Linked DNA regions of Homo sapiens: region 1 is linked to region 2. The links are chromatin loops, found by intact Hi-C in ENCODE. Cell type or tissue: MCF 10A. All regions are shown on one strand. Links, peaks and the distances in the headings refer to the core of each region. The heading gives the core; the rest is flanking DNA.

Region 1 (16,296 bases), core at 3,948-11,947, 350 kb after region 2:
AGAAGCACACCCCACCCCCCTTTCCTCTTTGTCTGTCACCTGCTCCTCTCCAGCACCCCTCCACTTATGGGGTCTGGCAGGTTGGCTTGCTGTGTCCCTCTCCATGCCCCAGCCACCTTGTGCCATAATTCTGGGTGATGTCAATATCCCCATGGATGACCCACCCAGAGGCCTGTGGTCCCTGGGCCTTCCTGTCTTTTTTTTTTTTGAGATGGAGCCTCATTCTGTCACCCAGGCTGGAGTGCAGTGGCAAGATCTTGGCTCACTGCAACCTCCACCTCCCAGGTTCAAGTGATTCTCTGCCTCAGCCTCCCGAGTAGCCGGGATTATAGGTGCCCACCACCACGCACAGCTAATTTTTATATTTTTAGTAGAGATGGAGTTTCACCATGTTGGCCAGGATGGTCTTGAACTCCTGACCTCAGGTGATCTGCTCGCCTTGGCCTCCCAAAGTGCTGGAATTACAGGCGTGAGCCACTGTGCCTGGCCTCTTGCTCACATTTTGAACTCTTTCACCTCAAAAATCTCAAACGCCAGTATCCCACTATAAGGACCTTCTTCCTCCCTAACAGAACCTTGACTTTGTGGTGTACCTACCTCAAACTCAGTGCCTCAGGGAAGCCGCCCCGCTTGCTGCAAGGCTGCCTTGTGGTCTGAGGGTCTGAGGTTCACTTAGGTGCCTTCATGTGACCCAGCACAGGCCTGGGAGACATGAGGGTGACTGCTGAGAGGCTGCCAGGAAAAAGACCCTTGGTCCAAAGAGCAAGTCTTCTCCATTGTTTAGCTTCTGGAACTGGTGTGGCCATCTCAATGCCAGCAGGAGGGTAAAAATCACCAGCAAGAAAGAAAACGTAAAGCCAGGCATGATGGCTTATGCCTGTAATCCCAGCACTTTGGGAGGCTGAGGTGGGCGGATTACCTGGGGCCGGGAGTTTGAGACCAACCTGGGCAACATGGCGAAACCCCATCTCTACTAAAAATACAAAAATTTAGCCAGGAGTGGTGGCAGGCACCTGTAATCCCAGTTACTTGGGAGGCTGAGGCAGGAGAATCACTTGAACCCAAGAGTCAGAGGTTACAGTGAGCCAAGATCGCCCTAGTGCACTCCAATCTGGGTGACAGAGTGAGAGTCCATCAAAAACAAAAAAAGAAAGAAAGAAAGAAGAAAGAAGGAGAGAAAGAAATTTTAAAAAAGCAAGAAAGAAAGAAAAAAAGAAAGAAGAAAGAGAAAAGAGAAGAAAGAAAGGAAGGAAGGAAGGAAGAAAGAGAGAGTAAAGGAACAGTTCTCAAGGACATAGCCACTCCCTCATAGTCTGCCCTGGCTGCCACAACAAAATCCCGCAAACTGGGCAGCTTAAACCCATTTACGCCTAGTATTCCATTATCGGAACGCTAAGCATGTGGGAGCTATTTATATCCTACTGCTCAAAGTTATTACCAAGGTCTGATAGCAAAAATTCAAAAAATTGCAACTTCAGGCATAAATGTGTTTAAACATCAATCATTTCTCAGAGTGCTGGAGGTGGGGGAGATCAAGTCCCTGGTGGATTTGGTGTTTGGTGAGGGCCGGCTTCCTGGTTCTTAGATGGTGTTTTCTTGCTGCGTTCTCACGTGGCAGAAGGGGTTAGGGAGCTCCCTGGGGTCCCTTTTATAAGGGCAGTCATCCTGTTCATAAGGCTCCACCCTCACGACCTGATCCCCTCCTAAATGCCCCACCTCCCAATACCACCACACTGGGAATTAGGCTTTGACATATGAAATTGGGGAACACAAACATTCAGTCTAGAGCAACTCAGCCCACCAGCGACCCTCCTTAGCCTCGGTCGTGGTTTTTTATTATAAATGGCTGCATTGTTGAATCCCATCTGAATGTATATGTATCTTTAAGCCCTCACTGGTCCCCCATCCTCTGAGCACAGTCTCCAGTCCTTCCCTCTTTGCCACCTCACTCAGGTGGCACCTGCTCTTCAACCTCATAGCCACCCCCAGCCCCCAAACACTCCATTAGCTCCTACTCCCGGCCCTCCTGTCCTGCCCATCCTACCTGTCCTGCACCTCATCAGGGCTAATCTGAGCTGCTCCCGCCTCCGGTCCCTCCATTCTGTCCCTCCGTGCTGCAGTCGGCCCTCTCTGGTAGGAGCCCAAATGACTCTGTGCTACTGGAGAAAGGGCAGGATCTTACCGATTGTCAAAGAAGACATTCCAGGTATCTTGTTTTATCCAGGTCCCTAAGGGTAATACATTCATCCTTGGTCATCACCCTCCCCCAACCCGGACCATGCTCCCCGCACCTCCTTGTCAGTTCGCGTTCCCTCTCTCTCTGGGTTGATGACTTTGCTGCTTGCCACGTAGAGAAAATTAATCCAAGAAGTGTGATCTCTATTGCCTTTGGGCCCTTTGGTTAGATACGGTGGAGCTGTATGTTGATTTGTGCTGGTTAAGGGCACAGGCTCTGGAGTGCGGCTGCTGGGGCCCACACTGGGTCACCCCTCATTCATGGCCTTGGACGGCCCACAGGTGGTAGTGAGTACTGACACAGTGTCAGACACAGGGCAAATATCCCATCTGCAGGAGATGCTGTCACGATCTGGACCCAGACCAAGCTCCCCACACTGCCCTCTGTCCTCAGATGACGCCTACCTCCCCAACTCTCCGCGGGGCCCGGGGTGGTGGGGGAATCTGCTCTGCAAGTCTTCTCTACTCAAATTTCGGTTTCTTCCACCCTGCATCCCACCCTTGATTATAAATATGGCCAAGTCTTTTTGACTTAAAAAAAATAAATAAATAATAAAGAGGCTGGGCGCTGTGGCTCACGCCTGTAATCCCAGCACTTTGGGAGGCCGAGGCGGGCGGATCACGAGGTCAGGAGATCAAGAACATCCTGGCTAACATGGTGAAACCCCGTCTCTACTAAAAATACAAAAAATTAGCCAGGCCTGGTGGCGGGCGCCTGTAGTTCCAGCTACTCGGGAGGCTGAGGCAGGAGAATGGCGTGAACCCGGGAGGCGGAGCTTGCAGTGAGCAGAGATCGCGCCACTGCACTCCAGCCTGGGCAGCAGAGCGAGACTCCGTCTCGAAAAAAAAAAAAGAAAAAAGAAGGAGAACTCCCCCTCTCGGCCCTTGCTTCTGTTTGTGGGAAACAAAGGAGCAATCCCCAATCGCCCACCACTCCAACAGAAAAAGATGCATTGTTTTTAAGTAAATAGTAAGTGGAGCCATGCCCTTTTTTAGAAGAGCGCTCCAGCAGAGACGCACCTGGCCCACCCTGCAGCCCTTGCGGAGAGGTCGCAGCAGGGCGGCGCATGCGCTCTGGACAGCAGCCCAGAAAGGCCCTCGCAGGCAGGCATGGGGGTGCGGGCGGCCAGGTGACACACGGGTCTGACTCAGCGACGCCCAGCAGTCCCTTTGTTGTTGTTGCAGTTTTATAGTTTCTGTAGAACTGGAAAGATGCCACCCAGAAGGGCAGGTGGCCACCTGTTGGCTGGCGGAAGGACACCAGGATGCAGCTGTCCCTGAGGTCCCCGGCTGAGCCTCTCAGGCAGGGAAATCAGGACTGTGTCTTGTCACCAGCAGGTGTGGGAATTAGGAATGAAGACTTCCAGGAAATGGAGAATTCTGAAGAAAAATTCGTCCCTTGCTGCGATGCCTCTTCTCCATTTCTTTGGCTTGAGAACCACAGTCATCTGCCTGGTTGCAAAAGCCCATTTTCACAAGGCAAAGGATGGATTACTCTCGCCATCCTAGCAGTTTATGGTGGCAAATGCCAACCCGTGCAGAGAAGCACTGGGAGTCTGTCTTCCAGGCTGCTCCACTCCCTGTCATGTCCTGCAATTTTTGCCCTCACTTCTCATTCAAGCCATTCAAAAGAATGGTCCATGCTTGCTCTCTCCAGCTTGCTGTTGTTCCTACTTAGTTCTTCTGCGACGTGCTGTAACGGGCTCCTGAAACTTGTCTCCTTAAGGTCGTCAACCATCAAACGTGCCAATCCAGTGGATACTGTTCAGCCCTCATCTTTCTGGACCTCTCTACGTCACTTGAACTCAGGTGACTCTTGCTGAAACTCCACTCCCTTGGCTTCCATGACACTCCCTTTCGCTGCCTCCTTTGCACACTCTACTTCTCCTCCATTCTTCTGTTCTTCTCACTCAAGGCCTCTCTCTGTGAGTGAACTCATTGAGTTTCACAGTTTCCACTGATTCCCAAACCAATATCTCTATATCAGATTTCTACCCAACCTTCATTCCCACACATCCAGCTACCTGCAGGCCATTCCCTAGGCAGCTACCAGAGCCTTCCTTCCTCAGCACGCTCCTCTTCCAGGAGGCACTGTTCAGGTCAGTGGCATCACTCAGGCACCCCAGGCTGGAGAATAGGGAATGACTGCTCACTCCTTACAGCCAACCAATCATCAAGTCCTCTGGAATTTACCTCTTACAGATTGTTTTGGTCCATTCCCTTGTCTACATCCTTTAAGAGGCAATAGGGGCTGGGCTCAGTGGCTCATGCCTGTAATCCCAGCACTTTTGGAGGCCAAGGAGGGTGGATTGCCTGAGGTCAGGAGTTCAAGACCAGCCTGGCCAATATGGCAAAACCCTGTCTCTACTAAAAATACAAAAATTAGCTGGGCATGGTGGGGCATGTCTGCAGTCCCAGCCACTTGGGAGGCTGAGGCAGGAGAATTGCTTGAACCTGGGAGGCTGAGACTGCAGTGAGCTGAGATCATGCCATTGCACTCCACCTGGGTGACAGAGCAAGACTCAGTCTCAAAAAAAAAAAAAAAAAAGTCTGGCACTGTGGCTCACGCCTATAATTCCAGCACTTTGGGAAGCCGAGGCAGGCAGATCACGAGGTCAGGAGTTCAAGACCAGCTTGACCAACATGGTGAAACCCCATCTCTACTAAAAATACAAAAAAATTAGCCGGGTGTGGTGGCACGTGCCTGTAATCCCAGCTACTTGGGAGGCTGAGGCAGGAGAATCGCTTGAACCCAGGAGGCAGAGGTTGCAGTGAGCTGAGACCACGGCACTGCACTCCAGCCTGGCAACAGAGCGAGACTCCGTCTCAAAAAAAAAAAAAAAAAAAAAAAAAAAGATGAAATAGGATTTAATAGTTGAAGACATGGGTTTGGAAAGGAACAAACCTGGGTTCCAGTCCTGGTTTCCCTTCTGCAAGTCACTTAATCTCGCTAAATGTCAACATCATTCATGAAGTGGGAATATTAGTAGCACTATGTGGTGGGACTTGTGAGAATGAAAGGAGAATAAGTGTGAAGTCCTTAGCACAGTGATGCGAGGCAGTGCACGATGTGAGCGAGCTCCTCTCAGGTTGCTGTTGTATGACCAGCCCTACTGTGCGGCCCCTTCAGCCCTGGCTGTGGCTCACTCCTCTGGAAGACTTTAACAGCTAGGCAGTTGGGATTTGCCCCTTGGGGCTCCCTCTGCTGGCATGCCCTCCAGGCCTCATAATGCCCGCCTGGGTGCCTCTCACGCCCCTCTGTCATCCTGCAATCCTCCCGCTGCCTCCGTTCACACCCAGCACATTGGTTCCTCATTACTGCACTTGTTTATGTTTGTGTTTCTCCCACTAGGTTAATGCATATTAAAGATGCAACTTTCTAGGCTCCACCCCTTACCTTTTGAATGGGCATTTCTGGGGTGAAAACCAGAAATAATACATATTAATGAGCAGCCCAGGCAATTACAATGCTCCCTAAAGTTTAGAAAGTAGTTCTGCATGGACTCTGAGCTCCTCAAGGATGAGACCTGAGCCTCCTTCATCTCTGTGTACCCAGGGTCTAACCCAGGTGGTGGCAAACAGTAGTCACTTGAACATTGCTTGTTCAGTGAGTCAAGGGTGACTCCTAGGGGGTTGTAAACTGGGAGTGGCTTGGCCATGGGGCAGCGGGGGCTCTGTCTAGTGTAATTACTGACAGAGCCGTCTAGTCTAGTGTGTTTCAAGCCGAGTCCGGGAAGCCCTATGACCTTATTGACCAGCTCGGGGGTAAACCGAGGAGTTTTTCAAGCAGTGGTCCTACTTTTTGTTTGTATATATTCAGATTCTATACACTGAAAGTCCATGTCAAATTTTCATTTTTACAAAAGACTGCTGCTAAAAATAAATAAGTTTGAAAACTACTGTATCAGAAAGTTTGTTTTAACTTAGAGAGAAAACCATTCTCCCAATAGGTAAGAAGATTCTGAGGGGATGTTTCTTTCCAATTTGTCATGGATATTTGCCTCATCTATTACCCCAGGACTATAACAAAACTAAGGCTGTAATGTTTCGCTGATCCTCAAATACAATGGTAGTAAAGATCTTATTTACAGAGACTTCGACCTGCCACGTTGTCAGAGCAAGTTGCAGAAGTAGCTACCTACTAGTGCCTAGCTACCTGCCAGCACCTAGCTATTCTAAGAACTTATAGAATACTGCTGGAATCCAAGGACATGTTCTCTTACTAAATTCACAAACATCTTGAGACTCAAATGGACAAGATGTACCAGTATATTATTAAAACAGAGCAGGACAGGCATGGTGGCTCATCCCTATAATCATAGTGCTTCAGGAAGCTGAGGGAGGAGAATAGCTTGAGGCCAGGAGTTTGAGACCAGCTTGGACAGCATAGCCAGACCTCATTTCTAAAAAAAAAAAAAAATTTTTTTTTTTTTTGAGACGAAGTCTCACTCTGTCACCAGGCTGGAGTGCAGAGGTGTGATCTCAGCTCACTGCAACCTCTGCCTCCTGGGTTCAAGCAATTCTCCTGCCTCAGCCTCCTGAGTAGATGGGACTATAGGTGCCTGTTACCACGCCCAGCTAATTCTTGTATTTTTTAAGTACAGACAGGGTTTCACCATGTTGGCCAGGATGGTCTCAATCTCTTGACCTCAGGCGATCCTCCCACCTCGGCCTCCCAAAGTGCTGGGGTTACAGGCGTGAGCCACTGTGCCTGGCCAAAAAAAAAAAAAAATTGTTTTAAATAGAACAATTAGCTCGGTGTGGTGCTGTGAGCATGTTGTCCCAGATGCTCAGGAGTCTGAGGTGGGAGGATCACTTGAGCCCAGGAGTTCAAGGTTATGGTGAGCTATGATCACACCACTGCACTGCAGCCTGGCCAACAAGTGAGACTCTGTCTCTGAAAAAACAGGAGCACATCCCTTTTACTTTCTGTGGTATGTTTCCTCTTTTCAACACCTACATAGAATTGCTGAAGTAAGGCCAGATGTGGTGGCTCATGCCTGTAATCCCAGCACTTTGGGAGGCTGAGGCATGTGGATCACCTGAGGTCAGGAGTTCGAGAGCAGCCTGGCCAACATGGTGAAACCCCGTCTCTAATAAAAATACAAAAAATTAGCCGAGCGTGGTGGTGGGTGCCTGTAATCCCAGCTACTTGGGAGGCTGAGGCAGGAGAATCATTTGAACCCAGGAGGCGGAGGTTGCAGTGAGCTGAGACCGAAACTCTGTCTCAAAAAACTCCGTCTCAAAAAAAAAAAAAAAAATTGCTGAAGTAAGTCTTTTCAATACACATCTTATGTTCTCCTCCTTACTTCTATTTCTGGGTACTTTAATTCTATCCAATCTAGCTTACAGAGCTTCTCACTAGGTTCCTAACAAACCATTTCCTTCTCAGCTTTCAAATGCCTTCTCACATAATGCCTTCTGGGATTGCGGTACTGTACTCAAAAGATGGCTTATGACAAGGAGTTTGGTGTACCAAAGCAATCATCACATTTTTTTACAAGAAGACACAATTGGGAAAAATCTAGAAACTTTATGATTTGAGTATACCATTGTGGTCAACTCTTTTAGAAAAATATTTGATCACTACCTAGTAAAAGGGTGATAAAGAATCTTCTAAATGTTCTGCAGTTGTCATTCATGAAACGTGCATTGGTAGCACCCTGGCATCAGTGACATCATTCATGGTTTTACTCATTATCATCTGGAAAATAGCAACTGGGCATTGTGTCTTTTCTATTCCTTTACCTGAGGCCCATTGCCAGGAACAGTAGCACAAACCAAGACCACCACTGGAAAAGATTATGTCAGCTTCACTTTATAGAAAACACAGCATTAGGTTGTTCGTGGAGATGAACTATGAACAATAGAAAAATTATTTTTTGAAAAATCCAGACCAGCCTTGTGAACACATCTGAAGGTTTTCTGGAAATGCACGGCGTTGTCTAGAGATGTATAGGGCTCTCCTGACGCCTAGTGGGGAACCGTATGCAGCACAACTCTGGGTAGCGAGCCCAAGCCCTAGCCACAAAACACAAATTATTTTCTAAAAACTAATGTTTACCAGGCAATCTCTCTACTAGGAAACCATCCTCTGAATGGAAGCTGGCACATGTGTATATATGCATGTACCAATAAGAATAATTGGCTGGGTGCGTGGGCTCATGCCTGTAATCCCAGCACTTTAGGAGGCCAAGATGGGAGGATCACTTGAAGCCAGGAGTTCAAGACCAGCCTCAGCAGTATAGTGAAACTCCAACGTTACAAAAAATTTAAAAATTAGCCAGCTGTGGTGGCGCAGGCCTGTAGTCACAGCTATTTGGAAAGTTGAGGCTTGAGCCTGGGCATTCAAGGCTACAGTGAGCTATGATCGTGCCACTGCACTCCAGTCTGGGTGACAGAGCAAGACCCTGTCTCAAAAAAAAAAGCTCACGGTGGCTTCTGAAATAAAAAGAAATGAGAATTAGTCTAAATGACGCTTGGTGAGAAAACTATTAAAGCTTTACAAGAGAATACAATAGAGTTTATTAATGCCTTGGGGGAACTATATGTTATTAACATACAAAAATATATGTTAAACAAAAGAAAAAATCAAGATGCATAAAGTACACGTTCGTTCATGTAAAAATAAGTTTTTTTTTTTTTGTTTGTTTGTTTTGAGACAGAGTCTTACTCTGTCACCTAGGCTGGAGTGCAGTGGCACCATCTCGGCTAACTGCAACCTCTGCTTCCCGGGTTGAAGTGGTTCTCAGGCCTCAGCTTCCCTTGTAGCTGGGACTACAAGCGCATGCTACCACACCCGGCTAATTTTCTATATTTTCAGTAGAGGCTGGGTTTTACCATGTTGGCCAGGCTGGTCTCAAACTCCTGGCCTCAAGCAATTCACCAGCCTTGGATTTCCAAAGTGCTGGGATTACAGGCATCAGCCACCACACCTGGCCTAAAAATTAGTTCTATATGCTTGCAAATACATATAAAATGTATGGACACACACACACAGAAAAAACTACCTAGAAATTTACCTTTAAAGGCCAGGCACCATGGCTCATGCCTATAATCACAGCACTTTGGGAGGCCAAGGCAGGTGGATCACCTGAGGTCAGGAGTTAGAGACCAGCCTGGTCAACATAGTGAAACACTAAAAATACAAAAATTAGCCGGGCATGGTGGCAGGTGCCTGTAATCCCAGCTACTCGGGAGGCCAAGGCAGGAGAATAGCTTGAAATCTGGGAGGCAAAGCTTGCAGTAAGCCGAGATCAGCCACTGCACTCCAGCCTGGGCGACAGAGTGAGACTGTGTCAAAAAAAAAAAAAAAAGTCCGGGCGCGGTGGCTCACGCCTGTAATCCCAGCACTTTGGGAGGCTGAGGTGCGTGGATCACGAGGTCAGGAGATCGAAACCATCCTGGCTAACACAGTGAAACCCCGTCTCTACTAAAAATACAAAAAAATTAGCCAGGCATGGTGGTGAGCACCTGTAATTCCAGCTACTTGGGAGGCCGAGGCAGGAGAATAGCTTGAAATCTGCGAGGCAAAGCTTGCAGTAAGCTGAGATCAGGCCACTGCACTCCAGCCTGGGCAACACAGTGAGACTCCGTCTCAAAAAAAAAAAAAAAAAGAAAGAAAGAAAGAAAGAAAGTTACCTTTAAGATGTGAACATGAGAAATGAAGATACTTTTACTTTTCATTTTGTAACTTTGTTTCTGTCCACACTGATGAAAAAAAAATTTATACTGAACTTTTTTTTTATTTTGAAAGACAGAGTCTTGTTCTGTCACCTAGGCTGGAGTGCAATGGTGTGATCATAGGTCACTGCAGCCTTGAATTCTGGGCTCAGGCAATCCTCCTGCCTCAGCCTCCTGAGTAGCTTGAACTACAGGCCTGTACCAGCACACTGAGCTAATTTTTAATTTTTAATTTTTTTTTTTGAGATGGAGTCTCGCTCTGTCACCCAGGCTGGAGTGCAGTGGTGCGATCTCGGCTCACTGCAAGCTCCGCCTCCCGAGTTCATGCCATTCTCCTGCCTCAGCCTCCAGAGTGGCTGGGACTACAGGCACCCGCCACCACGCCCGGCTAATTTTTTGTATTTTTAGTAGAGACAGGGTTTCACTGTGTCAGCCAGGATGGTCTCAATCTCCTGACCTCGTGATCCACCCGCCTTGGCCTCTCAAAGTGCTGGGATTACAGGCGTGAGCCACCGCGCCTGGCCATGCGTGGCTAATTTTTGTATTTTTAGTAGAGGCCGGATTTCATCATCTTGGCCAGGCTGGTCTTGAACTCCTGACCTTGTGATCCACCCGGCCTCAGCCTCCCAAAGTGTTGGGATTACAGGCATGGGCCACCGTGCCTGGCGGTTTTTTTTTTTTTTCTTTTTTTTAGACAGAATCTCACTGTGTCTCCCAGGCTGGAGTGCAGTAGCTTGATCTTGGCTTACTGCAAACCACCCCCTCCCGGGTTCAAGTGATTCTCCTGCCTCAGCCTCCAGAGTAGTTGGGATTACAGGTGCGTGCCACCATGCCTGGCTAATTTTTGTATTTTTAGTAGGGATGGGGTTTCCTCATGTTGGCCAGGCTGGTCTTGAACTCCTGACCTCAAATGATCCGCCCACCTCAGCTTCCCAAAGTGCTGGGATTACAGGCATGAGCCACTGCACCTGGCCTAATTTTTAAATTTTTTTGTACAGACGGGGATCTCACTGTGTTGCCCAGGCTGGTCTCAAACTCCTGGCCTCAGGCCATCCTCCCCACTTGGCTTCTCAAAGTGCTGGGATTCTATAATCCACTGCACCTGGCCCCATCCTTATACTGAACCTTTTATATTTCAACATTTTACATTTTCTTGCTCGTAAAACTATTATACATTTATTATAAGATATTTGGAAAATATACATAGTCATAAAATTATTTTTTCAAAAGTACTTGTAATCTCACTCAGCACTGAAAAAAATAACATCCTTTAATAGTCTTAGATTGTATTATATTTTATTTGAATAGGTAATATTTTCACATGGTTCAATAAGGTAAACACTGTGAAAAAGCACACACCGAGAAGCTCAGACAGTCCACACCATCCTGCCTGCTGTAGGCAGCCACCTTCATTAGTCTTGCACACTCTATCAACCATCCCCCCAGCCCCTGGCAATCCCTAATCACCGTCTTCCGTCTCCATGGATTTGCCTGTTCAGCATATTTCATATGTATAAATGCAATCTTATAATATGTGGTCTTTCATGTCTGATTTCTTTGTTTCCAAGGTTTATCCATGCTATAGCATGTATCAGGTCTTCATTTTATGGCTGAATAATAATCCATTGTAATAATACACCACATTTCATTTTATCCATTCAGTTGATACATATTTAGGCCCTTTCTGGTTTTTGGCTATCATGAATAATGCTGCTATGAACACAGCATATGTACCTTTGTTATGAACACATGTACAGGTTTCTGTGTGGATATATCCTTTCAATTATCTTGGGAAGATGCCCAGGAGTGGACATGCTGAGTCATATGACTATGTTTAACCTATGAAAATTGACAGTTTTCCATAGACCTACTAGCGTGAGGGTTCCAATTTCTCCACACTCTTGATAATACTTGTTATCTTTATTATGTATACATCTATATTATTTTGTACTATCTATAGTATTTTTGATTGCAGCCCTCCTAGAGTGTGAAGTGGAATCTCGTGGTTTTGATTTGACTTTCATTGACAGCTAATGATGTTGAGCCTCTCTCTATGTGCTGGTTGGCCATTTGTATGTCTTCTTCGAGGACATGTCTATTCAAGTCCTTTGCCCATTAAAAAAATAGCTTCAATGAGATATCATTTATATACCATATAGTTCATCTATTTAAAATGTTGAAATTAATGGTTTTAGGTCATTCAAAGAGCGGTACAACCATCACCACAATTGATCTTAGGACATTTTGATCACCTTGGAAAGAAACCTGAAACCCTTAGCTAGCACCCTTCCCAATCCCTCCCCTCCCTCCATCAACCCTATATAGCCACTATCTGCTTCCGTCTCTATAGATCTGCCTATTTGGACATTTTATGTAAATTGATTCACACACTATGTGGCCTTTTTGTGTAGCATACTATTTTCAAGATTCATTCATGTTTTCTTTTCTTTTTGTTTGTTTTTTTTTTTTTTTTTGAGACGGAGTCTCGCTCTGTCGCTGGAGTGCAGTGGCACGATCTCGGCTCACTGCAAGCTCCGTCTTCCGAGTTCATGCCATTCTCCTGCCTCAGCCTCCCGAGTAGCTGGGACTACAGGCGCCTGCCACTGCGCCTGGCTAATTTTTTGTATTTTTAGTAGAGACGAGGTTTCACCGTGGTCTCGATCTCCTGACCTCGTGATCCGCCCACCTCGGCCTCCCAAAGTGCTGGGATTACAGGCGTTTTTTTTGAGACAGAGTCTCACTCCGTGGCTGAGGCTAGAGTGTAGTGGCGTGATCTTGGCTCACTTCAACCTCTGTCTCCCAAGTTCAAGTGATTCTTGTGCCTCAGCCTCCCAAGTAGCTGGGACTACAGATGTGCGCCACCATGCCTGGCTAATTTTTGTATTTTTAGTAGAGATGGAGTTTTGCCATGTTGACCAGGTTGGTCTTGAACTCCTGGCCTCAAGCAATCCACCCGCCTTGGTCTCCTAAAATGCTGGGACTACAGGCATGAGCCACCGCACCTGACCTCTTTTCTTTTTTTTTAATTGAAGCATTTTTTTCTTTTTTATTGTGCTAAAAATTTACAATATAAATTTGTCATTTAAACCATCTAAATATACAATTTGGCTGGGTGCAGGGGCTCATACCTATAATCCCAGCTCTTTGAGAGAATGAGGTAGGAGGGTTGCTTGAGGCCAGGAGTTTGAGACCAGTGTAAGCAACATAGTGACACCCTATTTCTGCAAAAAATTTAAAAAACTAGCCAGGTATAGTGGTGTGCACCTGTAGTCCCAGCTACTTTGGAGGATGAGGTGGGAGGATCACTTCAGCCCAAAGGTTGAGGCTGCAGTGAGCTATGATCACACTACTACATTCCAGTCTGGGTGACAGAGTAAGACTTTGTCTCTAAATAAATAAGTAAATAAATCAATCTAATTTCGTATATGGTGTGAGGGGTAAGGCTCCAACTCATTCTTTTGCATCCAGTTCTCCTAGAACCATTTGTTGAAAAGACTATTCTTTCTCTATTAGATGAACTTTGCATCCTTGTCAAAAATTAGTTGACATGTATGAATTTACTTCTGGATTCTTAATTATATTCTGTACGTCTATATGTCTGTCCTTATGCCAATACCTACAGTTTTGATTTTATGAAGTTTTGTAAATGAGAAGTATGAATCCTACAACTGTATTCTTTTTCAAGGTTGTATTTGGGGCCCTTTGCAATTCCATATGAATTTGAAGATTGCATTTTCATGTCTGCAAAAAGAAAAAGAAAGGAAGGAAGGAAGGATGGATGGAAGGAAGGAAGGAAGAAAGAAAGAAAAGAAAGAAAGAAAGAAAGATAAAGAAAACAAGCAAGCAGGCAGGCACTTAGAGTTGTGACTGCACTGAATCTGTAGATGGCTTTGGGCAGTTTTGCTATCTTAACAATATTGTTTTCCAATCCACTAACATGGAATACCCTTTCACTTATTTAAGTCTTCTTAAATTTCTTTTTTTAAGATGAAGTCTCACTCTGTTGCCCAGGCTAGAGTGTGCAGTGGCATGATCTCCGTTCACTGCAACCTCCACCTCCCAGGTTCAAGAGATTCTCCTGTTTCAGCCTCCCAAGTAGCTGGGACTACAGGCGTGCACCACCATGCCCAACTAATTTTTATATTTTTTTAGTAGAGACGGGGTTTCACCATATTGGCCAGGCCGGTCTCGAACTCCTGACCTCGTGATCAGCCCGCCTCGGATTCCCAAAGTGCTGGGATTACAGGCTGAGTCAGGAGAATGGCTTGAACCCAGGAGGCAGAGGTTGCAGTGAGCTGAGATTGTGCCACTGCACTCCAGCCTGGGTGACAGAGCAGCAAGACTCCATCTCAAAAAAAAAAGATAAATAAAATTGACAAAACTTATTTATTTATTTATTGAGATGGAGTCTCGTTCTGTAGTCCAGGCTGGAGTGCGGTGGCGCGATCTCAGCTCACTGCGAGCTCCGCCTCCCGGGTTCACACCATTCTCCTGCCTCAGCCTCCCAAATAGCTGGGACTACAGGCGCCCGCCACCACGCCTGGCTAATTTTTTTGTATTTTTAGTAGATACAGGGTTTCACTGTGTTAGCCAGGGTGGTCTCAATTTCCTGACCTCGTGATCCACCTGCCTTGGCCTCCCAAAATGCTGGGATTACAGGCATGAGCCACCGCACTCGGCCAAAGTTGACAAATCTTTAACTAGACTGACAAAGAAAACAGGGAGAAGTTGCAAATATCTAAAATCAGAAATAAAAGTGGGGTAACTACTATTGACCTTTTACAGGAAAAGGATTAGAGCTAGGCATGGTGGCAAATGCCTATAGTCCCAGCTACTTGGGAGGCTGAGGCAGGAGGATCACTGGAACCTGGGAGTTTAAGGCTTGTGTAAGCTATGGTCATATCACTGCACTCTGGCCTGGGCAATATAGCTAGACATGATCTCCTTTTTTTTTAGATGGAGTCTTGCTCTGTCACCCAGGCTGGAGTGCAATAGCGAGATCTCGGCTCATTGCAACCTCCACCTACCGGGTTCAGGAGATTCTCCTGCCTCAGCCTCCTGAGTAGCTTGGATTACAGGTGCGTGTCACCATGCCTGGCTCATTTTTGTATTTTTAGTAGAGACAGGGTTTCATCACATTGGTCAGGCTGGTCTCAAACTCCTGACCTCATGATCTGCCTGCCTCGGCTTCCCAAAGTGCTGGCATTACAGATGTGAGCCACTGGGCCCGGCCTATTTATCTTTTTAAGAACCAACTCCTGTTTTTGTTAATTTTCTCGATTGCTTTTCCTCTTTTCTATTTTATTTATCTCTGCTCTAATCTTTATTATTTTTTTCCTTCATCTAGCTTTGAGTTTAGTTCGTTCTTTTTCTATTCCCTCAAGGTGTAAAGTTATTGATTTGAGATCTTTCTTCTTTTTAAAATGTAGCTATTTACAGCTATAAATTTCTGTTTGAGAACTGCCTTCACTGCATCCATAAGTTTCAGCATATTGTGTTTTTATTCTCCTTTGTCTCGCAGTATTCTCTAATTTTCCTTGTGATTTCTTCTCTCAGTCATTGGCTATTTGAGGGTGTGTTGTTTCACAGCCACATATTTGTGAGTTTTCCAGTTTTCCTCTTGTTATTGATTTTTAACTTCATTCCAATGTGGTCAGAGAAGATAGTTTGCATGATTTCAGTCTTTTTAAATCTATTGAGACTTGTTTTGTGGCCTATCATATGGTCTATCCCAGAGAATGTTTCCTGTGCACTTGAGAAGAATGTGTATTCTGTTGTTGGGAGGAGCTCTGCATATACGTCTTGTAGGTCTAGTTGGTTTATGGTTTATTTTATTTTATTTTTTTTGAGACAGGGTTTCACTCCCTTTGCTCAGGCTGGAGTGCAGTTGCATGCTCTCTGCTCACTACAAGCTCTTCCTCCTGTGCTCAAGCAATCCTTCTGCCTCAGCCTCTCAAGTAACTGGGACTACAGGCATGCGCCACCATGCCTGGCTAATTTTTTTATTTTTAGTAGAGACAAAGTTTCACCATGTTGGCCAGGCTGGTTTTGAACTCCTGAACTCAAGTGATCTGCCTGCCTCAGCCTCTGAAAGTGCTGGGATTACAGGTGTGAGCTATAGTATTGTTTAGCTGGGTGTGGTGGCTCACATCTATAATCTCAGCACTTTGGGAGGCTGAGGCAGGAGGATTACTTGAGCCCAGGAGGTCAAGGTTGCAGTGAGCTGTGATTGTGCCACTGCATTCCAGTCTGGATGACAGAGCAAGATCCTGACTTAAAAATACAACATGGCCGGTTGCAGTGGCTCACGCCTGTAATCCCAGAACTTTGGGAGGCTGAGGCAGGTGGATCGCCTGAGGTCGGGAGTTCAAGACCAGC
Region 2 (16,296 bases), core at 4,417-12,416:
CGAGCTGGCTTAGTACACTTATTGTCCTATAAAATGTTCCACCTTTGAGATGTATCTGATTGTTTCCTTGTGATGTTAACTCCTCCATCCCCTGTGTTTCCCACATGTTAGAATTTAGATCTAAAATCTTTCTTAGACTCAGGTTAACCCCGTATGGCCAGTCTTCAGGAGTGATGCTGTCAACTGCCCATGGCATTCTATTCAATGCACATTATTCCTGGTTGTCCAAGATTGACAACGTTAAAGCACTCATGTAGGGCCACGGGAGCTGATCTCTCCATTGTAAACACATGGCTTTTAAGTTATGACTGAGTTATTTTATTTTCAGAGCTCAAGATTGCTCTAAATATTTACATTAATGAGCTGAGAAAAATCAGGACAACTTGCAGAGTACCCTGAAACAAATGGTCATGTTGGAGACACAGCTAGATATTCAGGCTCAGAAAAATTTATCATTTAAAAATGATGGCCAGGTGCAGTGGCTTATGCCTGTAATCCCAACACTTTGGGAGGCCGAGGTGGGCAGATCACGAGGTCAGGAGATCAAGACCATCCTGGCTAACAGTGAAACTCCGTCTCTACTAAAAATACAAAAAATTAGCCAGGTGTGGTGGCAGGCGCGTGTAGTCCCAGCTACTCGGGAGGCTGAGGCAGGAGAATGGCGTGAACCCGGGAGGCGGAGCTTGCAGTGAGCCGAGATCGCGCCACTGCACTCCAGCCTGGGTGATAGAGTGAGATTCCATCTCAAAAAAAAAAAAAAAAAAAAATACAGTTTTAAAAAGTAACGTGTTTTTTTCCCTTGCCTTTCTGATGATAGATGTATCAGTTAGGATGCTCTTGGTTGTGAGTCACAGACAACTTGATATAAATCTAGTTAAATCATAAGAAAGACTCCAGAAGTAGGGCAGGCTCCAAGGTGAGTATAACCCAGCCCCAGGGCTGACACGGGGACCTCGATTTGCTCTGTCTCCAACTCCATCCTCAGCAGCCTGGACGCACCCTGAGGCCCAAGCCTGCTGAGGTCACCAGATGGCCAGTGTCACATGCATCCTCATGTCAGCCAGCAGGAAGGAGCAGTCCTAGGAGAGATGGGATGCCTTCAACTGGAAGCAGATATTAAAAGCAGAACCTCTCTTGGCAGCATGTAGAGCTGGGCCTTCATGGCGGGCCTCCAGTGTTTCTGCCTTCCTGGCATCATAGCTGCAGCTTCCTGGTACAGTTCTTTATTCTCCTCATACACCCCCAGCATATGCATTTTGGGTGAGCTGGTGTCCTCTGATCCCCGTCTGTCAGGTGCATTATGTGACCAATTCCAGATGTGGTTGTTAGTTTAGGATATTGCCTGAGTTCCCGAGTTTTTTCAGGTACCTTGGAGAAGGGGAGCATTTGCCCCAGATGTGAGGCTGGGAAGGTGTCAGCCTGGTGTTGCTGGGATCCGCCCAGTGGAGACAGCCCGGAACTGTGTCCAGTCCCAATGAGGGGAGCACTAACCACTGGAGAGGGTCCAGGTCCTGAGGACATCATTAGAGCCCCCCGATCCAGTTGTGTCTGAAGCTAAATTGCATCCCTGTAGTGTTATTGGTCAATTTTTTGTGTGTTATCTTAAGTCATTTGGACATCAACTGTCATTTGCAACCAAGGAGTTAACTGACTATATACAATACTATACCATGCTATACTATACGTACACACGTGTGCACGCATGCACACACACAGGCACACAGTTACAGTGCAGCACACAGAAGTGTGATGGTAGCTTCTGGAGTTTGGAGTCAGCCATGCTTCACCCATGCATGTTGCGTGTATTCACCCCCAGGCTGAAGACCCCTCTGTGTGCACTTGCTGGTGGTCTCTGGCTGCTGGTGCTGGAGCAGTGCGGGTGAATCCCGGTCTGCGCTCCGGGGACACAGCCTTGTCCACATGCTCCTGAGTGGTGGGCCAAGCACATTCTCTCAGGGCAGAGCAAGGGCGCCGTCCTGGGCTTTGCTTCTTCCAGCGCAAGCTGCTGCAAGGTTGGCGAACCATTTTCAGTTATTTGTCCTAATCAGGCACACATGGCACTGGCACATCTGGGTGAGTGTGGGCTCTCATTCTCTTCTCCACCCACCTACCAGTGCAGGCAGCAAGAAGCACCGCCGAGGTGGGAGGCCCAAGGCCAGCACTGGCTGGGAAGGAGGATGAAGGACCCAAGTGGAGACAGAGGGAGAATCCCTGGGAGCAGCCTTAGGGGCCCAGGTCTCTGTCCCATGCCTCACGTGACACCTCCTCCACCTGGTGCCAAGTCTAAGTCCTTTATCGTGAGACCTTTCCCTGAGCTCCCAAGCCTAAGGTTTCGTGTTTTACTCCCAATTCCCAGCTCCAGATTCTCCTGAACTAAGCCATAACTCTATTTACATCCACTGTTGGTATCACGTGTTTTCCTGAGACTTAGAAGGTAAAGAAGATGGAAGGTTTCAGGGAACCAGAGTATGACAGGCAGATGTGGACACTGCAGCCACCAAGGGCGACTTTGTCTCTTCACGATTTCGCTTGGGCATGGCCTTGAATGTGGGTTAAACTGACAAAGTCTCAAGGATTTCATGTGTCGTCTGCAGAAGCTTCAGCTGTGCCTGACTCAGGGTATCGGAATGATGGCGGCACTGCTCTGTTGACCTTGGCATCTGACCTCATTCTTTGTCCTCTTGGCTCCAGCAGGCTTCCAAATGATCATTTTTAACTTTTTTTTTTTTAAACAGCCTTGTCGGTTGGTGCTTTGGTTGTATTCAGCTTTTGTGTTCAAGTTCAGAGCAGTTTCAAGTGAGTAGCGTTCACAACAGATGGCCCCTGTGGCTGCCCTCCCTCGAGCAAACCCCCGGGTTCCCAGAGCAGGCTGTTGACTCTGCCAAGACACCTGTGCCTTTTGCGGTTTCTTCTCTGTGGCATTTGAGGGTGCAGTCACTGAAAAAGCAACCCCCGGGGGAAAGGTTCTTAAACATGTCTGTTCACATTCACTGCCTCTTGGAAAAGAAGAGCTTCTCTGGATCTCCACTGTCTTCACCACATTCCGAGTCCTTGCCACGGCCTTGGGATGGCTGTGCAAAGTCACGAGCTTGTCTGACAGCCAGCGATGCTGTTTATCATGATAGAGATTTGAGTGAGGCTGGGCGCGGTGTCTCACACCTGTAATCCCAGCACTTTGGGAGGCCGAGACAGGTGGATCACTTGAGGCCAGGAGTTCGAGACCAGCCTGGCCAACATGGCGAAACCCTATCTCTACTGAAAATACAAAAAATTAGCCAGACGTGATAGTGGGCGCCTGTAATCCCAGCTACTTGGGAGGCCGAGGCAGGACAATCACCTGAACCCGGGAGGTGGAGGCTGTAGTGAGCCGAGATAACACCAATGCACTCCAGTCTAGGTGACAGAGCGCAACTCTGTCTCAAAAAAACAAAAACAAAAACCCCAAAAACCAAAAAACAAAAAACTGATGTCTGGTAGATAGAATGACAAAATAAGCATTAATTTTTACTTGTTTATCTCTTCTAAGAGCAGGGGACGAGGTCTGGTAGATCTATTTAGAAGCTGTGTATGAGTGTGTCTACTTAATGGGTTCTCTTCCATTTCATCAACAAAAGAACTTTTTCTGAGAGCCTATCGTGTCCATGGAGAGCAGCTGAGGTAAATCCTGGAGGTGACTGTCCCCCTAGGAGATGATGTGGATGGGGAAATAGTTCATACGCAGCTCAGCGACCTTGAAGCGGCATCCGAGGAGATGTGGCCACGGGGCAGGCGACCGACACCAGCGAGTCCAGAGGGCCAGCGTGTGCACCACTGTGTGTCTCCAGAGACTTCAGGAAGCAGCCACCACGCCCGAGGTGAGAGTGATTCCAAGAGTGCAGAAACGGGAGCAAGGGCTGGGGCTGGAAGGGAGGGTGGAAGACAGGAGAACCAGGCCTGAGGGGAGTTTAGGCAAACAGCTGATCCCAGTGGAGCTTGGAGGGGAGGCTGGGTGCAGACCCAAAGGCTGAGGGACAAACTAAAGGAAGCATCAGAGATCGCTGAGCAAGAAAGTGACCAAAAAAAGAAAAACAAGCTGACACTGGTGACTATCCCAAACTAATCTGCTTTTTCCAGGTTACTTTTCAACACGGTATGCAGAGTACCTTTTTTTGATAAACAAATATTATATGTATTTATGGTGCATAACATTATGTTTTAAAATATGTATTCATTGTTGAATTATGAAATCAAGCTAATAACATTGCAGCCTCACATACTTACCATTTTTGTGTGGTGAGAACCCTTCAACACTACTCTTAGCAATTTTCTTGTTTGTTTTTTTTGGGGTTTTGTTTTTTGAGACAGAGTCTCACTCTTGTCGCCCAGGCTGGAGTACAGTGGCGTGTTCTTGGTTCACTGCAACCTCCGCCTCTTGGGTTCAAGCGATTCTCCTGCCTCAGCCTCCCCTGTAGTTGGCATTACAGGCACCCCTCACCATGCCTGGCTAATTTTTCTCTATTTTTAGTAGAGACAGGGTTTCACCATGTTGGCCAGGCTAGTCTCAAACTCCTGACCTCAGGTGATCCGCCCGCCTCGGCCTCCCAAAGTGCTGGGATTGCAGGCGTAAGCCACCACACCCGACCTACTCTTAGCAATTTTCAATTATACTATCCGCTGTTATTAGCTACAGTCACCAGAGCACACTTTCCCCATGCTTGTTTATCACCTGTCTAAAATGTAAGCTCCTCAAGAGGGCAGGGGTCTGCAGTGCCTAGAACCATGTCTGTCACGTAGTAGGTGCTCAGTCAATATGTGCTGAATAATTATTATCTTCAAATTTCTCTCAAGACCAAAATATGTTTAAAATGCCAAATACTGTAAAGAGAGATATTGAAAAGTAAGAGTTTCTCTCTGTTGAAACTCATCTGCCTGAATTTATCTATTTTTCTAAAAGTCCTGACAGTGAGAAGGATGGTCTGGTTGGGGAGATCCCGGCCACAGCTGTACCAGGAGGAGTCATTTTGCAGTTGAAGGGAAGTGGGAAACCATTCTGGGGTGGGAATGAAGAGCTGCTGGAAGAAACCACAGTGCTGGCCTCTGTTCAGGAACCACTAATTATTTTCCCCCCAAATAAAAGCTCAGTGAAGAATGGCCACTCAGCATGTCAAATTTAGTTTCAAACACTGGTCATTCAGCACAGAACAAAATAGCCTTCAAAGATGCCTACCTACTGGAAACTCAGTGTATCATCTTAAATTTATTTACTTATTTTTTATTTTTTTATTTTTTTGAGAGAGAGGGTCTCACTGTTTTGCCCAGTCTGGAGTGCAGTGGTGCAATCTCAGCTCGCTGCAGCTAGGACCTCCCGGGCTCAAGTGACCCTCCCACCTCAGCCTCCCGAGTATCTGGGACTACCAGTGCACCACCACGCCTGACTAATTTTTGTAGAGATGGGGTCTTGCTATGTTGCCCAGGCTGGTCTCAAACTCCTGGGCTCAAGCAATCCACCCACCTCGGCCTCCCCTAGTGCTGGGATTACAGGCGTGATCTACGGCACCTGGCCTCATCTTACATTTAAACTCTGAGGCAGTGTGTGTGTGCACATTTATATTGTGTGACATGTGCCACTGTCACTGACTTTATTTATTGATTTATTTTTGAGACAGAGTTTCACTCTGTTGCCCAGGCTGGAGTGCAGTGGCACTGTCTCGGCTCGCTGTAACCTCCACCTCCCAGGTTCAAACAATTCTCCTGCCTCAGCCTCCCAAGTAGCTGGGATTACAGGCGCCCACCACCACACAGGCTAATTTTAGTATTTTTAGTAGAGACTGGGTTTCACCATGTTGGCCAGGCTTGTCTCAAACCCCTGACCTCAGGTGATCCACCTGCCTCGGCCTCCCAAAGTGCTGGGATTACAGGCGTGAGCCACCACGCCCAGCCATTGTCACCGAATTTAAATAAGAACCATCTGCTGGTGGATGGCGGCCAGGCGTGTGCCTGTTCTAGCAGCACAGGCCACGGGGTCACAGATGCCGGCCGCTTCCTCGGCAGGTCCTTTTGCCACCCTGGCTGCCCCCATTCACCCTCTCAGGGATGTCATCATTGTGAATGGAGTCCACCTTTCTTTCCACAACTTCTCCCTTCCCACCACACACGTGAATGCCGGGCATGTCCTGTAAAGTAACAATCTTCCCAGTTTTTTTTGTTTTTTGTTTTTTTGTTTTGTTTTGTTTTTTTGAGACGGAGTCTGGCTCTGTCACCCAGGCTGGAGTGCAGTGGCTTGATCTTGGTTCACTGCAATCCCCGCCTCCTGGGTTCACACCATTCTCCTGCCTCAGCCTCCCGAGTAGCTGGGATTACAGGCGCCCGCCACCACACCCAGCTAATTTTTTGTATTTTTAGTAGAGATGGGGTTTCACTGTTTTAGCAAGGATGGTCTCGAACTCCTAGCCTCAAGCAATCCGCCCACCTCGGCCTCCCAAAGTGCTAGAATTACAGGCGTGAGCCACCCGCCCAGCCCAGTCTTCCCAGTATTAAGCGGGAAATGGTCTTGTGCACTTCAAATGCATAGCACACGTTTTATAAGAAATTAAAGCAATGACAGTCTGACTGAGGATGACACTTTATACATTGAAAAATCCCACACTATGCAGCAAATGACCACATTCAGGCGTGCAATGCAGGGCCCGAGCCTCCTGTGTCTGCTGGCGGCCCTGGGTCTCTCTCCACCCCCCTCACCCTGTGTCTGTCCAGTGGCCACCCTGCAGGGACCAGATTTGCAGGCTCCATCACCCCCTCCTTTCCAGGCAACTCTAGCTTTCGAGGTCCCCCACAGGAGACCAGAGGGGAGCCAGGGCCAGGAGACAATTCTGATAAGAGATGATGGTGGCTTAGACCAGGCGACAGTGACAATGATAAGACATGGTCACATTCAGGAGATGCTTGGAAGTGGCACCAGGCTCAGGTGATCCTCCCACCTCAGCCTCCTGGGTAGCTGGGACTACAGTTGTACACCACCACACTTTGCGAATATTTTGTATTTTTTGTAGAGACAGGGTCTCGTCATGTTGCCCAGGCTGGCCTTGAACTCCTGGGCTCAAATGACCCTCCTACCTTGGGCTCTCTCAAAGTGCTGGGATTACAGGTGTGAGCCATCACAGCCAGCCTAATGCCTTGCTTACGATATCCTTGTAGATAAGTTACACACACATTTCAAAAAGCAATGCCCAGTCTTGGACTGTCTGCTTCAGAAGGATGATCTATTTTAGAAACAGTCATGGCTGACAGAGGCTCCTAAGGCCAAGTTTCTTAGGTCCCCATTTTGAGCTCCACTCTTCATTAACTCTTAATACAATTTTAATAAATACACTTGGCTATTTTGGTTTTCCACATAGCAGATTATATGTGACAAACTAAGAGGTGGGGGACTCAGGAGGGGAGGGGAGCTGGGAGAATACGGGGCTTGAATGGCCAAGTAGCAGGACCTGCTGCTACATGCAAAATGACAGTTGGAGAGCAGCAGTCTCGTCATCGTCATTCATTTATTCATCACATATTCATTAAGCAAGTGATACATACAGGCACTGTGCAAACACACTTCGCCAGCTAGGGAGAGAAAAACTGATCAAAGAGCACACAGACAATCCCATAGGGATTAAAATACAACACAGTCAATAATAACAAAACATAGGTTTCAATATCCCCTGCTTTAGAAGCTGAATCTCTTGAGAGAGATTTCCTTCCAGTGGTTAAAAATGAAAAGTGTTGGCATTTAAATGAGTATCAGTTATTTGGAAAACTCTCATAACTAGGATATTTCATTGCCTAACTACACCATTTCAGGGTATTTTAGTTAATATGCAAATTGCTAACAGCTGTGAGAACAAAACCACCACTGCATCATCACAATGGACCGAAGATGCCGGCGGGTTTTGCTGAGCTCTCTTAATTAAGAACTGCTATGGAATTTTTTTTAAAAAAGAGTATATATACATATATAAAATTTACAGAAAATATTATTGAAAATACTTATATTCACAGAATTTATTATCTTGGAAAAACAAATATTTTCAGAGCATCTAAATACAAAGCATCTCCATTCAAAGAAACTTTAAAAAAATTGTCGGCTGGGTGCGGTGGCTCACGCCTGTAATCACGGCACTTTGAGGGGAACCAAGGTGGGTGGATCACCTGAGGTCAGGAGTTCGAGACCAGCCTGGCCAACATGGTGAAACCCCATCTCTACTAAAAATACAAAAATTAGCCGGGCCTGGTGGCGGGTGTCTGTAATCCCAGCTACTCAGGAGGCTGAGGCAGGAGAATCGCTTGAACCTGGGAGGTGGAGGTTGCAGTGAGCCAAGATCGTGCCTTTGCACTCCAGCCTGGGCAACAAAAGCAAAACTCCGTGTCAGAAAAAAAGGGTCATTTTGTTTGTTTCAGTATAGTTTTAATCTGTTTAGAATTTTAAATTGAATTGCTGCCAGATAAATTAAGCTTCGTCCTCACCTCTTATTTCCTTTTACCTGATTTACCTTTTCTCAAAGGAAAGAGACAATTATATTTCTGCCAGCAGTAATGATTTTTTTCCCTACGAATATACAATATCCTTTAAAAACCATGTCATCTCAAGGTCAAAGAAAACAAAAACCAATGAAAAGGTGGAAGAGGGAATATAAGATGTAAAAATCTTATTTAGGTTAGAAACTACTCAGTAGAGTTAACTTTATAATCTGATATACCGTTCTGCATTGTGGAAATAACATACAAAATGCTTAGACTTTCATAAAGAAAAAAGAAATAGAACTTATGCATCAAAAGAGAAGATAGTCAAACAGTTCCCTCTACTGGAAGGTTTAATAGGAAGCTGGACATGCCATATTCTTTCATACTGTGATTCACAGAAAAGTCAGAGAGCGTTCAGCAAACTGGAAATGGGTCACTCAGGAGGAGGGGCATAGGGTAGGAAGGACCAGCTAGGAAGCAGTTTATAGTGGGACTGTATTCATCACTTATATAATTAAATAATTTTCAAAAGCAACATACACAATTCTATGTAATTTTTTTAAAATGCATATATATGCATTTATATATGTATTTTCAAAAGTTTGGGTAGTATCACACCAGAAGGTTAACAATTTTTAACTCTGGCTATAAGGATTATGGGTGATATTTGTATTATTTTTATATATTCTTTTGAACTATATTTTCTGAATATCTTATAATAAGCATGCATGCATCTCTCTTGCTCTCTTTCTTTTTTTGAGCCAGAGTCTTGCTATAACGTTGAACTCCTGGGCTCAAGTGATCCTCCCATCTCAGCCTCCCAAGTAGCTAAGGATTACAGGCATGCACAACCATGTCCAGCTAATTTTTAATTTCATTTTACTTTTTGTAGAGATAGGTCTCACCGTGTTGCCCAGGCTGGTCTAGGACTTCTGGTCTCAAGCGATCCTCCCACCTTGGTCTTCCAAAGTACTGGATTACAGGTGTGAGCCACCACACCAGCCTCAGGCTTATAATTAGAAATTGATTCTATTTATCAAGAAAAAGTGTTTAAAGTCTGGTAAAAAATTAGAACATAAAAGTATTTTCTTTCAATGAAAAGAATCTCATTTCAATTATTATTTTTAACATACTCATTATCTGCTTTTAACAGTTATTTAGTTAAGAGTTTATTCCCTAAGAAACAAATATTGCAGGGCGGGCACAGTGGCTCCACCTGTAATCCCAGCAATTTGGGAGGCCGAGGCAGGCAGATCACTTGAGGTCAGGAGTTTGAGACCAGCCTGGCCAACATGGCAAAACCCCGTCTCTACTAAAAATACCAAAATTAGCTGGGAGTGGTGGAGGGCACCTGTAATCCCAGCTACTTACTTGGGAGGCTGAGTGACGAGAATCACTTAAACACAGGGGACGGAGGTTGCAGTGACCCGAGATCACGCCACTGCACTCCAACTTGGGCAACAGAGTGAAACTGTGTCTCAAAAAAAAAGAAAAGAAAAGAAAAGAAAAGAAACATATATTGCAAAGATGAAAATTTGGTTACTCAAAATCTGCCAAACTAATTACTGAGATAACTAATGAAATCATATGTAGGAAGTTCCCAATTTCTCTGTGGATTGCGTGTTTCTATTATGTGGTTATTTAGAACTTGAAACATCATGCCATAGGCATAATGCTTTAAATGTGCTTCTTAAGTTGTGCTTCTCAAAAGTCTATCTTATCCAAAATTTAGCTAAACTAGTGTGTTATTACAATAAAAGTAGTAAACAATATTTGCAATGAATAATAGTGAATAATATCTCCTTAATAGTGGCATAACCCAAACTCATTTGGAGCCCCTTGACCTGTGCTGAAATGAAGTTCCTCAAACCCCATTTCTACAGTGTGGGGAAGTCCAAGCTGCTAGATTTCTGTGAATTCCTAGGCACATATTCTCTTATGGACTCAATATCAAAAGAATGTGCTCACATTAATGCATTAATGAGTAATGTAGGTTTGACTCAAGCTTCTTTAGGGGAAAGGAAGCAGGGCTTGTATTACTCAACTCAAAGATCTATTGTAGCTGGGCACGGTGGCTCACGCCTGAAATCCCAACCCTTTGGGAGGCCGAGGCAGGCAGATCATTTGAGGTCAGGAGTTCAAGACCAGCCTGGCCAACATGGTGAAACCCGTCTCTACTAAAAATACAAAAATTAGCTGGTGTGATGGTAGACGCCTATAATCCCAGCTACGCGGGAGGCTGAGGCAGGAGAATTGCTTGAACCTGGGAGGCGGAGGCTGCAGTGAGCCAAGATTGTGCCACTGCACTACAGCCTGGGCAACAGAGCAAGACTGTCTGAAAATAATAATAATAATAATAAAAAGGTCCATTGTAGATTTTAAACTTTTGTGCACCAAAGGATACTATCAAGAAAATAAAAAGACAAGCCACAGAGTGGGAGAAATACTTGAAAATTATGTATCTGATAAGATTCTATTATCCAGAAGGTAAAAAGAATTCTTACAACTTAAAAGTAAAAAGATAAGTAACCCAATTAAAAAATGGGCATAGGGCAGGGCGCGGTGGCTCACGCCTGTAATCCCAGCACTTTTGGAGGCCGAAGGGGGGCGGATCACGAGATCAGGAGATCAAGACCATCCTGGCTAACACGGTGAAACCCCGTCTCTACTAAAAACACAAAAAATATAGCCGGGCGTGGCGGGCGCCTGTAGTCCCAGCTACTCGGGAGGCTGAAGCAAGAGAATGGCATGAACCTGGGAGGCAGAGCTTGCAGTGAGCCGAGATCACGCCACTGCACTCCAGCCTGGGTGACAGAGAGAGACTCTGTCTCAAAAAAAAAAAAAACAAACATAGCATCTGAATAGACATTTCTCCAAAGAAGATATACAAATGGCTAACAAGCACATGAAAAGATGCTCAACATTCTTAGTCTTTAGAAAGATGTAAATCAAAATTACAAAGAGATAAAGAGACGCCACTTCTCACCACAAAGAGATGCCACATCCCAGCAGGATGGCATGGCAAGGTATGGGGAAATTAGAGCCCTCAGGCATCGCTGGCGATAAGGTCAAATGGTGCCGCCACTGTAGAAAAATAGTTTGGCAGGTTTTCAAAAAGTGAAGCATAGGGTTATCATGTGGTCCATCAATTCCACTCCTAGGAGTGTAGCTGTGATGATTAATTTTGTGTCAACATACGTGGGCCCCAAGGGGCCCAGATGTTTGGTTAAACATGTTTCTGGCTGTCTTTGTGGGTGTTTCTGGATGAGACTCATGTTTGAATCAGTACACAGAGCAAAACGGGTTGCCTTCTCCAAAGCCAGCGGGCCTCATTCAACCCATTGAAGGCCTGCAAAGAACAAAAAAGGTGATGGCGAACCCGTGTAGTCCCAGTTACTCAGGAAGCTGAGGCAGGAGGGTCGCTTGAGCCCAGGAGTTCGAGGCTGCAGCGAGCTGTGATGGCCCCAGCCTGAGTGACACAGTGAGACCTTGTCTCAAACAAACAAACAAAAAACAAAACAAAAAAGAAAAATAAGAATCAGACTCAGACTGGAACTTACAGCACTGGCTCTCCTGGTTTTCAGCCCATGGACTTGGACTAGAACTTACAGCACTGGCTCTCCTGAGTCTCTAGTTTGCTGATTGAAGATCTTGGACTTCTCAGCCTCCATAATCACACAAGCCAATTCCTGATAGTAAATCATGTGTGTGTATACTGTATATATGTGTATACACATGCACCTATATGTATGTGTGTGTATATACTCTGTGTGTGTGTGTGTGTGTGTGTCCTGTAAGTCCTGTTTTTGTTCTCTGGAGAGCCCAGCCTAATATAGCATCTAAGACAAATAAAAGCATATGGTCACATAAGAACATAGACAGAAATGTTCATAGCAGCCTTATTCATAATAGCTAAAAAGTAGAAACAACTCAAATGTCCATCAGCTGAAGAATGGATAAACAAATTATGCTATATCCATAAATGGAATATTCTTTGGCAGAAAAGAGGAATGAAGTGCTGACATGGGCTACGACATGGATGGAACTTGAAAATGCGCTCAGTGAAAGAAGCCAGCCACAAAAAGCCACATATTCCATCACTTCTTTTCTATGAATTGCTCAGAATAAGCAAATACATGGTGTCAGAGAGTAGATTTGTTGTTGGCAGGGGTTGGGGAGGGGAGAAGAGTTTTATAACAGCTTATAAAGTTTACAAGCTAGGCCAGGTGTGGTGGCTCACGCCTGTAATCCCAGCACTTTGGGAGGCCAAGCCCAGCAGATCACTTGAGGTCAGAAGTTTGAGACCAGGCTGGCCAACATGGTGAAACCCCGTCTCTACTAAAAATACAAAAATTAGCCAGGCGTGGTGGTGCATGCCTGTAATCCCAGCTACTCAGGAGGCTGAGGCAGGAGAATCACTTGAACCCAGGAGGTGGAGGTTGCAGTGAGCCGAGATCACGCCACTGCACTCCAGCCTGAGCAACAGAGCGAGACTCCATCTCAAAATAAATAAATAAATGAAGTTTACCAGGTTAATGAGTAAGGAGTTTTGGTTTTTTTTTTCTGAGATAAAAAATATAAAATTGATTGTGGTAATGGTTGCACAACTCTGAATATACTAAAACAAAACCACTGAGTTTTGTATTTACAAATGATAAATTTATGGTATGCAAATTGTAAAATTAAAAAGAAAAAGTGCACAGTTTAGATCTGAAATCATCCCTTTCTCTTTTTAGGAATGCAGGAAGATGGACACACGGCTGGGGAAGTACAATGAAAGGCCAAGTAGGCAGCCTGTTCTCCTCAGATCAGTCCCCCACGAACACTCATTCCCGAGGACTCATCCAATACTAATAAGAGAATGCTCTTGTTTTTGAAGAATTTTCTGAAAGCCATCCTGACAAATTAAGTAGAGTATGCTGAAGATAGTCAGACTTTGTTTTTAAGAATTGAATATTCTGGAAGAGGCTCTTCAGTCCAATCTTTAGTTCTCTCCACAGAGCAAACGAAGTGAAGTGCTGAAGGCCTGGAGCCCGAGCTGTTCCCACACGGACTCCAGGACAGTTAAGGCAGGGTTGCCTTAACTAAATCTCTGACAACTGTTTCTTCTGTCTTTCTCCTAAAAATGGAATGCAGGCCATCTATTCTAGGGAAATAAAGGATTCTAGTTATGTGAATCCAGGAGCTTTTTTTGTTTGTTTGTTTGAGACAAAGTCTCGCTCTATCGCCCAGGTTGAAGTGCAGTGGCTCCATCTCGGCTCACTGCAACCTCCGCCACCCAGGTTCAAGAGATTCTCCTGCCTCAGCCTCTCGAGTAGCTGGGATGACAGGCACCCGCCACCACGCCCGGCTAATTTTTGTATTTTTAGTAGAGATGGGGTTTCACCATGTTGGCCAGGCTGGTCTTGAACTCCTGACCTCAGGTGATCCACCCGCCTCGGCCTCCCAAAGTGCTGGGATTATAGGCGTGAGCCACTGCGCCCAGCCGATAACTAACCTTTTATTTGACATTAATATCTAAGAAACAGCTTGTGTCCTCTTTAACCTCACTCATCCTCATGTATCTGCTGGGCAGTTGGGTGATTTTATTCTCTAAAATATGCACTCAGGACCAGGCGAGGTGGCTCACACCTGTAATCCCAGCACTTTAGGGGGCCAAGGCGGGCAGATTGCTTGAGGCCGGGAGTTCGAGACCAGCCTGGCCAACATGGTGAAACCCTGTCTCTACTAAAAATACAAACTTAGCCAGGCGTGCTGGCGGGCGCCTGTAATCCCAGCTACTCAGGATGCTGAGGCATCCTGCACTCCGGCCTGGGTGACAGAGTGAGACCCCATCTCAGGAAAAAAACAAAAGTATGTATTCAGGACAATTGAAATGAATATATTGTATAATAAGCCTGGGACCAATAAGAATGGTTTAAATTTAGTTCTCATTCCAGTTCTCACACGGTCCACATGGAAAACACAGCTGCCTGCTTTGTGTGTGCACAAGATGGCTCTCCTCGGGCAGACAGGGTCAGCATGGATGTGGAATTCTCTTGTGTTAACAATGCCTGGGTATCTGCACAGGGCTGTCCTGCAGGCCTGAGTGTTCCCAGCATGACTGGAAATCACAGTGCCCAGTAAACACCTTAGGACTCAGGAGGGAGGACACGGCCTGCCTGCTGTGTTTTCCAGCAAGCAGAGGCAGCTGTTCCATCAAGATGGGCCCCTGTCCTGAGGTGTGGCTACCTAGATGACCTCGGTAGAGGGTTGTAGGGGATGAGGAAGCCTCGCCTGGGGCCCCCATTCATTCCTAATAGCATCATTGCCACACGTCCGTCCCTTGCCTCCAAAGTCATATGAAAATTTACCCAGGCCCTTGGGCGGCTGGACAGGTTTTTGTGATGTGAGGGACACACACGGGGCACGTGGGAAGCTTGGCGGAGGCTCCAGGAACGCTGACGAAGTGTTTTAGGACCCCCACCCCCATGCTTCTACCAGGGCTGGCCTCCAGAGTGGGTGAGGGCAGAGCAGCTGCGGCCTTTTCATCCTGAGGTCTTGGCCCCACCGGCCACCGCATGGGACTCTTTCCTTGTCGGAGCTTGTAAAAATCAACCTTCAAGAAAGAAAAGGGAACTCTTCACGTTGAATGTTGACTGTGTTTGCGTGTGTGTGTGTGTGTGTGTGTGTGTGTGTGTGTGTACGCGCGTGCGCACTTGCACAAGCTTGCATGTGCGTGTTTACTTCACAGGATTTTGTTTTTGTGAAATTCCCCTCCAATTATGTGTTAGAATTTACCTCCATGCCCCAGTCACACTGTTGGTTCTGCGCTCTGAACCTGGGTGTAGCTCATTTGAAGGACTCTCTTCTGCGTTTCCTAACAGACATTTGGTGGTCTCAAGAGTTGAGGTTGTGGACGGTTGGGAGAAACTGAAGTTCTATACATTTCCTTAGATTTTACATCCTGCAGTTAAAAGGCTGGAAGGGCTCAGCCCGGGCCCCGCAGCTCCAGCCCGTCCCCCACAGGCCGCCCACAGTGCCCCCATTTCTCTAGCTGTATCTTTTTCGAACAGCCCGGGAAAGGAAAGCGGGTTCGCTTGCGGATTTTGTTCACGGCGGAAGCACCATGTTCTGTTTCTTGTTCAGGTTCAGTTTATTGTGTAAATGGTGTTTTTTTCTGGTGTGAGCTTTGGTGATTGTGGCAGGGCTCCTTTGAGGAGACGGTTCCACCTCGTGGTCTGAAGAACAAACTGGAGAAGAATCTGGTTTGGCCAGAGGCCCCCTGCGGCCCATGTCACCCTGAGTACACCCCTCTGATGCTCTGCCGTCAAGAAGCACGTTTCCATCAGCTGTATTCAACACCACAGTGCATTTTAAAACTATATTTGCATCCAAGACAATAAAGAAACCTTATTTTTTTTTTTGAAAAGCAAAAGAAAATTTACCCAGGCCTGGCAGATTTGTTAACATCAATAACTAAATCTAGACCTTTTGAAAATATTTGGAGTGTTTGAGAATTAATCAAAGATCTGAATGTGTCAAGTGCAACCACCATTTGGAATTGGAAAACAAAAACGTTACCAAGGTTTGTTAGCATGGCCACGTGGCCAGGGTGATGGAGGAGTTAGTAGAGGTCCCTGTGTACACGGTACAAACCCGGGGAGAAAGGGTGCAATTTAGAAGTTTTGGCCTTACCCATCCCTCAGCTGTCCTGTCCCAGGCCTCTGCTGTACCCTGCAGCGCCAGCACAAAGCTAAGTCTGTCTTAATGGCCGGATTCCTCCTGTCCTCCTTAGAGGCCACAAAGAAATCCTTCCTTCCTCACGCGCAGAGC

Evidence for each region. Peaks named below come from ENCODE experiments on the same cell type or tissue, not always from the same donor. Only the 100,000 strongest peaks of a DNase experiment are listed, where the experiment ranks them.
Region 1: it touches region 2 in a loop (14-fold over the local background); 2 of 110 quality-filtered maps call a loop at or near these places.

Annotation. Positions count from the first base shown.
Region 1 is chr18:12,383,757-12,400,052 of GRCh38, reverse strand. No RefSeq gene overlaps it. Among named protein-coding and RNA genes, the nearest start is that of AFG3L2, 15 kb to the right of the region's middle. In MCF 10A, for the core only: CTCF peaks have their summits at 5,427 (motif pointing left) and 8,228; a DNase peak (open chromatin) is centred at 8,192.
Region 2 is chr18:12,736,852-12,753,147 of GRCh38, reverse strand. It overlaps LINC01882 (long intergenic non-protein coding RNA 1882), which reads left to right and starts at 3,726. Exons shown (of 2, transcript NR_110763.1): 1 at 3,726-3,854; 2 at 13,218-13,662. RefSeq lists an enhancer at 2,669-2,788. In MCF 10A, for the core only: a CTCF peak has its summit at 8,810 (motif pointing left); DNase peaks (open chromatin) are centred at 8,857, 10,507 and 11,567.